Regions from separate parts of the Homo sapiens genome. Here region 2 is linked to region 1. A link is an interaction called in ENCODE POLR2A ChIA-PET data of the cell type or tissue named here. Cell type or tissue: endothelial cell of umbilical vein. All regions are shown on one strand. Each heading gives the region's core, and the rest is flanking DNA. Links, peaks and the distances in the headings are about the cores only. Region 1 holds the start of SLC7A14 (solute carrier family 7 member 14). Region 2 has its middle 110 kb from the start of RPL22L1.

Region 1 (4,392 bases), core at 101-4,100:
AGAGGATGAGGGAAGCTTCCAGAGGGCAGGAAGGAGGTCTGGACAGCCCAGTCTAGCAGGGGCAGAGCTGCGGCAGATGCCTTCCCAACGCACAGACATTGCAGAGTCCTGCTGGTCCCTGCTTTCCCAGGGCAAAGAACTGCCCCCATCCACGGCCCCCTCAACCTCCCTGCAGCCTGACATAAGACACTGGAGGTCACAACTGGAGGCTCAGAAGGCCAGCGAGGAGTTGTGAGCGGCAGACAGAGGGGAAGGCAGGGGGGCCAGGTGGGAGGTGGTCTGGTGCCAGGCTTGGGCCCAGTATGTAAGGGGTTGGGCAGGCCATGTGACTCCAAGGAGGCGGAGACAGGCGAGCTGGAGGGAGGACGAGCAGGCACGGGGAGGGGTTCGGGGGGTGGGGGCCCAATCTGAATAATTGAGGAGCTGTTCAGCAGCAGCGGCTGCCTCCTGCCTTCCTTTGCCGCCACCACCACTTCCCATCCCAGCTAGAGAGACAGCTCCGCGCAGTAAGTGCGGACTGCCAGCCACCAGCCTTGGCAGCCAGCTCGTCGCCTCCAGCCCCGACCCCGGTAAGTGAACGGCCCCCTTCGCTGCCGTTTGTCCCCCTCCGCGCCCCCCGCGCCCCAGCGGGACCCCTGCAACTGGGATGGCCGCCTCTCCCGGAATGACCCAGGGAGCCGGAGTCACCGGGAGCGGGGGACCAGGAATATGGCGCGGAGGCCCAGGGCGCCCTCCGAGAAGGGGTTCCCTGGAAGAACCGAGGAGGTGGGTCGGGCTCTTTCCTGCTCTGGCCCGGAATGAGGCCCCGACTGCCCGCGGTCTGGGGGCACCGGGCTCTGACTCGCGGGAGCTGCCGGGCGGGGCGGGGGCCAGCGCGGCTCCGGCGCCGCTAGAGCGGGAGGCAGAAGGGGAGCCGCGAGCGGAATGCGGGCAGCCTAGGTCTCGGCAGACGCCGGGCCCGTCCTGTCCCCCGCCTTGGCGCGCACCCCGCACGGGCAGCTCCGTTCTCCGCCTCGGACCGAGACCATGAAACGGAGACGCTTTTCCGGCCGCAGACTCCGGGGAGGTCGGGAGCAACGTCTGCCCTTTTACCTGGGAGCAAACTCCTCAAAGGGACTCCCGCCGAGCCCAGCACCCCGACCAGGATGGTGGCGCCCCGAGGGGCGTCTGTCCCCGGAGAGTGGTGACTCTCCCGGGAGCGGCGAAGAGGACGTGACGGGAGCGGTGTCCAGGGAAGCTCCCTGCCCAGAGCCGGCAGCCCCAGCAAGGGGAGCTCTCCTGCACTGCTTCAACCCTCAGTCTCCTCTCTTCTCCCATTCCAAAGCACATCAGCTCCCCTCTAATCCAAGAGGGCCAGGTTAGGGCTGCGTGGCCACGCGGGATGCAGCCCCCACCCTCCTTCTCTCTCCTGTGTCACCCTGCCCCCTCCCCAAATGAGTATTTTATATTGCGATTGAAGAGTGAGCAAAGCAAAGGCGAGAAGAGATGCAGGAAGGCTAGAGCAGCGGGGCTCGCTCCTGTTCTGGCACTCCTCATCCCCCCACCTGTGTGAAGCTCGTTTCCTTGAGATTTTGAGCGGAGACACTCAAAGGAACTGGCTCTGGCGAAGGGATCCCCGCCTGAGTGTCGGTGAACGTCACTGGCCCGAATTGCCCAAGGGCCGCAGGATGTCACCCTGCCTCCCCCTAGGTATAGGGTCTAGGAGAGCGCTGGGGGCAAGGTAGCTCTCCTCCTCCGACTGAGTGCAGGGAATGGCGCTGTCCGCGGTGCTGAAAGTTCTCAGAGGCTGGGTGCTAATACCGCCAGGGCCCACATTCCCTGCGAGCAGAAACTGCGTTAGAACCCTAAAGGGTTCTAAGCAAGCGACCTAGAGAAACAGGAGAAGAAGGGGCTTTGCCTTTCCCGGTTTTCTGCTTCCCCAGGACTCCGCTTGGGAAAAGGTTCCCGGCTTTCCTGAGTGGAAGAGCAGGAAGCGGGTGTCACTTCAGGATCCAGTTTTGCTAACTTCGGGAGCTTCCTCGTTCTACTTCCTATACCTGAGCAGTGAGACTTCCTGTCGGTAAAGTGTTGAAAGGCAGTTAGGGATGCTGTTTTGATAATAAACATTTCTGTGGCTTTCAGGAATCAGAGAATTGTTAGGCTACACAAAGGAGGGGCTTCATGGTTGTAGCTTTTTCCTCTTCTTAGAACCCTTCTTTCCCCACTGCATGTTATTTACATGCTCTAGATAAAGATCGCTAAGCAGCCCTGTATGTTTGTTTCTTTAGCTAGTCTTTTATATTATGGGCAAGATGGGGAAAGGATTGAGCCAATTTGGGGAGGCCTATTTGTACTGAACACCTCTATCTGCTGGGTAATAATATTTCATTTAAACTTCACAATAGCTGCCAACCAAAAGTATCACACAGAGAAGGAAACAGAAACTTGATTCCAGAGATTGGATTCAAAATCAGATCTATTTAACTCAAAGTCCAAGCCATTTTCATGCCTTCATTTTGGTATTTGGCTCTGAATAGCTGTTATTGGAGATTATAGCAGGAGAATGACAAAGGAGGGAGGCCTGCTCTTCTCTTTCACACACTCTCCTCTCTTCCAACCCTTTTCTCTTTAATCCGTTCACCCACTCACTGTCATGCACTCCCACCCTCCCAACTGCTTTTGCATGCTGCTTGAGATACCACTGTTCACACAACTTCAGCTCCAATATTATGGAAACAAGTTAGAGAACTAAACCAGCAGCCTTTTCTAAAAGAGTAGCAGGGCTTCAGGAAGTCTGGAGAACTAGAGTCCACATGTACTTTCATATTTAGAATTATACTGTTGAATTTTAGAACTAGAATAGCTTTGAATATCATTTAGCACCATCGTTTTACAAGAAAGAAAACTTGGAAACCAAAAGATGGTCATTAGTCTAAGTCACATGATTGAAAAATTAGAACCCAGTTAACTTGATTCCAGGCCCAGGGCCTTTCCCACTATTTCATGGTGTCTGAAATACTCTTCCATACTGCTTTCTTTGATTATCTTTGACTAAACGTCAGCATCAGTGAACTAAATTAAACAACATGCCAAAAATACAAACACTTAACATACAAGCATTCCTCTTACCTTTCTTCCAACTCCTTTGTCTTCCAGCTCTTTCCCCTCTGGTCCTACTATTCCAGTGTTGTCTAACCCAACATACCTGGGAGATATGACCCACCTTCCTCAGTAACAGTTTTCTCTGAAGCAGCAATTCACAAATGGGAATGGTAGTGTGTCATTTCTTTACTTGCCCTATCTTGTCTATATCTCCTCTTCTATGACCTATTCCCCAAAAAATAATTTTCCCAAAATTGGTTACCCTAAGCAACTGCCCATGTTCTCATAGGGACTGGGAAAAGGCCCTAATAAGACCTAAGGATTTTTATAAATAAAGATCATTATAAGTGCTAATATCTATGAAATGCTTATCATATGTGAGGCACTATGTGAAGTTATTTCATCAATCATTTTACTGAATTATCACAATTCTGTCAAGTAGGTGGCTCCACTAAAGATGGTCCTAGGATTCTAGTTCGCTCTAACATACAGCAGAACCTGATGTTCTGTTCATTTCCTCTTTCTTCTCTTTCCAGCTCATAGTAAAGTCTCATCTTCATCAATTGGATTTTTGTATTTAATTGATAGTTCCATCCTGCTCCAAAACATAGCATTTAGAAATTCAAATTCAGTTCAAATGACACTGTTTTGCTCTCTCATCTCTTAATATTTACCAAACATATTCTCCCCATTTGTTATCTCTTATTTAAAAATTCCCATATGGCTTCTTATTGATAATGTCAACATTCTGCTTCAAACCTTCTCTAGAGCCAATTAAGGTATAATTTGTAATTAAATACATAACTTCTATTGTACCTTCACTAGGTGATCTGTCAAGAATGCTATTGCTGAGGTGCTCTGGGCCCTGTGAACCAGAACCTTAAACTGTCTAGAACTGCTCTGTCCAACATGGTAGTTGCTAGCCACATGTAACTATTTATAATTAAATTTTAATTAAACTTTTTAAAATTAAAAATTTAGCCCCCCAGTCACACTAGTCATATTTCAAGTGCTCAATAACTCTATATGGCTAATGACAACTGTGTTGGACAGGGCAGATATCAGAAAATTTTTATCATTTAAGAAAGTTGTGTTGAAAAATGCTGCTTTAGACAGTACTAAACACACCCTCACAGCAACCAAGAACTAGGAACTGGGAAGAAGTAAGGACCTACTCTTCTTTGAATCTTCTGCCAAGAAAGAAAGAAAAAGCCACTTATGCCTAATACATCACCAGTAGCCCAAAGATACCTAGGACAATTAGGCTATGAAGGAGTGTGCATGTCTTACTTAAGGAGCTGGTAGCCTCTG
Region 2 (4,392 bases), core at 165-4,164, 170 kb before region 1:
GTGTCCAGTGAGCAGCCTGGCATGGACACTGTGGCAGCCTCAGTTCTCTGGGGCAGAGCATGAGAACTGGGTGATTAACCCTGTGTAAAGAATGGGGCCTGATTCAGTTCTGACACATTAAAGGGTCAATATTTCTTGCCAGTAATCGTTCCTGCAGGATACCTTAGAAGGAAATCTTACAGAAAGGAAGTTATAGGACTGAATTCCAAACCCACTGCTTGCCGAGTTAGGATGGATAGAACCATAATGCATGCCCAGGTATATGCAGTGCCAATGACCTCATGAAGAAATCTAACTTGTTATTTTCAACAACACCCCTTAGAGTGCAATAAAACCACCAGAGGGTCTGTGCTTCTGAAAGAATGTGTTGCCAGCTGTGGTTGTTGCCACATGAAACCCTACCTGATGCTAACTGAATAATACTCTGCAATCCCATTTCATAAAGTTGTATTTTTAAAAAATTTCCTCTGTTCCTAAGAGCCTTCTGTTCTCCTGCTACCAGTCTCAGGAGTCGTTCCTCCCTCTTTGTTCTCTTCATCTGTGCCTCTTGCCCCCCACCACATAGCTCTACAAATACAATTTTCCTTTACCAACAGCTCCATGCTTTCACTGTGCCCCAGTTAATCATTCTAATTTCCTTTGGTGGTCTCATTACCTCCCAAATTAAGCTCCCCATTGCACCAATATTCAAGCTTAAAATGATTTGGAAATTAAGCCTGTTTTTCCACAAGGGCAAGATGCCTGTTGAAGTAACAGTGTGAGGTTGAATCTCTTTGATGAATGCCTTTTATTAACTGATTAGACTGGATTTTACTTCCTGCCTGAAGTCAGAGTCAAAGAATCTCTGAGTGTGTCTAACCATCTCTACTCTTCTACCTGATCTGAAAATAATGGCCTAACCCTAAAGTGTTCCCCTGTCTCCCTGCTATCTGTCTTGCTTCCCAGCTCCCTGGTAACTGGTTCAGCTTTGTGTGGTGGTGGTGAAAGTTACATTTCTATGGAGAAATGCAGCAGCACATAGCAGAGTGGCAGAGAAGCTCTATTTAGGCTTTGTTTCTTGACCACATCACTTGATTTTTAGGGAGATCCTATGATTGGTATTCTGAGCATTTTCTGAGTTGCCTCATCGCTGGGTCAATGGCTTTATCTACTAAAAGAAACAGAAAGGGAAATTGGTTCTGTCTCACTGAGCTTGCCAGAGTGGAATCTGGCCAAACTGCTAAACACCACTGAGCTTCATTCCTCACCTGTAAAATAGAGATAAATAATAAAACATACACTGTGTGAAGATTAAATAAGACAATGTATGTAAAGTAAATAGCGTGGTGACTGAGAGGTCAGCACAGTGCCGTGAATAAGAGCATGAACTGGAGCAAGACTGTCTTCCCCAAATTCTCCCTCAGTCTTTTGCTGTCTATGTAGTTTAGGGGCAAGCCAAACCACTTGTGCCTCATTTGCCAATCTGTAGAAAGGGCGATAATAAAATTTACCTTATAGGGTTGTTGTGAAGATGAAATGAATTAGTGAAAACTGCTGAGAACCATGCCTGGCACACAACCACAACAAACACTAAAAGTGCTTGCCAAAAAAAGTGTTTGCCATTATTATCAGAAAATACTGGTATTATTACAGCTATTAAAATAAGCTCTGGCCTTGAAAACATTGTCCTGAAAAGCTGATACAATCAAAATGAAGCAATAAAGGTTTAACCTTTGGTCATGCATAGACTAAGATGTTTTACTTACTTTTTCTTTTATTTGCCAAAAGGAAATAGAAAATTCAGAGGCGATGTTGACTTGGGGAGACCTTCTGAGGAAGGAAGAAATCCCAGGTGACCTGGTTCTCTTCACATTCCTCAGGAAGCCCGCTGGTTTCAGGAAGACCTGCACAAAGGGGAAACCTGACCTCATAATTGAACAAAGCTGATTTTTAAACATGGGAAGACAGGGCTAATGGGGTGGTTGTGAGGAGTATTAGTCCCCTTCAGGGAGAGAATTTAATATGACTGAGGTCACAGGAGACAATCTCCAATATACTCATTAGCAAATTAGTATTTTGTTTATCTTTAAAAAAAAGGGTGAGCCGGGCACGGTGGTTCACACCTGTAATCCCAGCGCTTTGGGAGGCCGAGGCGGACGGGTCACGAGGTCAAGAGATTGAGACTATTGTGGCCAACATGGTGAAACCCCGTCTGTACTAAAAATAAAAAAATTAGCCGGGCGTGGTGGCGCACACCTTTAGTCCCAGCTACTCAGGAGGCTGAGGCAGGAGAATCGCTTGAACCCGGGAGGCGGAGCTTGCAGTGAGCTGAGATCGCGCCGCTGCACTCCAGCCTGGGCAACAGAGCGGACTCCATCTCAAAAAAAAAAAAAAAAAAAAAGGTGGGGGTGGAGTCAGTTCAAAAGCATGGTGGGGAATTCTATGTTGAGGCAGTGCAGTATTTGGAGAAACTGCTGAGAAGATGTGAAAGACCACACATAACTATTTTATGCCCCTGTGAGATCCTTGCCAGAGCTTGATGGTGCCCATTAGTTCATTATTCCTTATGTTTTAAACTTTTGGTAGAACCTATAAGGATTATTATATGCCAGATGTATCAACTATGTTATAAACATGAACAATGAAAAGCTATTTTTTAAACCTATATGAATCTTGTGTAGCTTTTAAGAACATGTGTCCAAAAAATAAAGAATAAAAATAAAAACATGTCCAAAAGAACCATCATATAGAGTGGTCTGGTATAGACAGTGAATTAAGAGTCATCTGGGTTAAGTGCCTTTGGGAAAATCACTTCTCTGAATTTTAGTTTCTACTTCCCCTGCTTATTCCAGAGGGTTATTGTGGACACCAAATAAGGTGATGAATGTGAGAAAACACTTTTTAAATGCAAAACTCATGTTAGGAAAACATGTTATAAATGTAAATTTATAAAGGTGAGACTGGGAGAAGCAGGATAAAGAGAGGGAGAAAATCAGAAAGACGTCAGTGAGCAAAAAAGGAGGAGGAAACGTGAGGAAAAAAATCAATTTTCAAGATATTCAGGCATAAAAGAAGGCAGTTTGGAAGTGAAAATATACATGGTAAATGAACGACAATAGACAGAAGCTAAACATAAGTCACATATCTGTAAGACGGAATATTATGTGGATATGAAAAGTTATGCTTATGAAGTATTTGAATGGCATCAAAAACACTCAGCATGTTAACTAACAACAGATACAACATTGTATGTGTGAAGAAAATGCAGCCAATTGCATAAGAAAAGTATTAAAAGAGATTAGAAGGAAACATGGTAAAGCGGTTGCCTCTGAGTCGTAAGCAATTAAAGGAGGTTTCTATTCTTTCTGAAAAATTACCGTTTTCTTTAGTGAACATGAATCACTTTTCTATTTAAAAACTAAGCTGAACTAAATTAACAATAAAAGATAGGAGAAAAGCTAGATCAAGGAGATATATGAAGCAGAGTATCAGGAAACCTCCTGAAGCTTCTTTAGGCCTAAATATGGGATTTGTACCTGAAAGACCAAATATAAGTGCTTTGTTACCTCCACTTACGAGCGGTTCATTGTATACACATTGTATACACATGTACATTGTATACACAGTTCAATTATACACTGCTCATGTAGTACAAGGAACTATTTATTTTATTTTATTATTTTTCACACATTTTATTTTTTTCATGTATTTTTTTAAATTTTAATTTATTTCAATCGTTTTTGGGGAACAGTCGGTTTTTGGTTACATGGGTAAGTTCTCTAGTGGTGATTTCTGTCTGAGATTTTGGTGCACTTGTCCCCGAGCAGTGTACACTGTACCCAATGTGTAGTCTTTTGTCCCTCACCCCCGCATCCTTCCACTTGAGTCCCCAAAGTCCGTTCTTAATGCATCATTCTTATGCCTTTGCATCCTCATAGCTTAGCTCCCATTTATAAGTGAGAACAGACGATATTTGCTTGTCCATTCCTGAGTTACTACATTTAGAATAATGGACTCCAACTCCATCCAGGTTGCTGTGAATGCCATTAATTCATCCAGGAACTATTTAAGTGGTTTATATTGCTAAATAAAATATATGGGAGGCTACTGTTTTGGACTAAGCTCCTGCACTAAGTGCCACCAGACAAGACCAAAACAGAATGGAGTCACTCCTGCTAGATAATCATACTATACTTAGAGATGGGCCAATTTTCAAAAAGAAAAAAACAAAAACAAAAACAAAACAGGAGATTTGCAGCAATTAATCCAAAGGGCCCCAGTCAACCTGAAGCAGCATGAAAGAAGTCCCCTCTACTTTAACTCTGTAAGGAAAGTAACCTTTTTTTTTGAGACGAAGTTTCACTCTTGCTCAGGCTGGGGTGCAGTGGTGTGACTTCGGCTCACTGCAACCTC

The links. Peaks named below come from ENCODE experiments on the same cell type or tissue, not always from the same donor. Only the 100,000 strongest peaks of a DNase experiment are listed, where the experiment ranks them.
Region 2: POLR2A ChIA-PET joins it to region 1 with 6 read pairs; 1 of 35 experiments calls an interaction of 5 or more read pairs at or near these places.

What each region holds. Positions count from the first base shown.
Region 1 is chr3:170,582,088-170,586,479 of GRCh38, reverse strand. SLC7A14 (solute carrier family 7 member 14) reads left to right here and starts at 405. Exons shown (of 8, transcript NM_020949.3): 1 at 405-569. The region is part of intron 2 of SLC7A14-AS1 (SLC7A14 antisense RNA 1); the gene reads right to left. RefSeq lists a silencer at 1,626-1,920. In endothelial cell of umbilical vein, for the core only: no CTCF peak of the experiment used is centred there; a DNase peak (open chromatin) is centred at 1,739; H3K4me3 peaks cover 925 bases; H3K27me3 peaks cover 476 bases.
Region 2 is chr3:170,757,010-170,761,401 of GRCh38, reverse strand. No RefSeq gene overlaps it. Among named protein-coding and RNA genes, the nearest start is that of RPL22L1, 110 kb to the left of the region's middle. In endothelial cell of umbilical vein, for the core only: no CTCF peak of the experiment used is centred there; a DNase peak (open chromatin) is centred at 1,691; H3K27ac peaks cover 733 bases.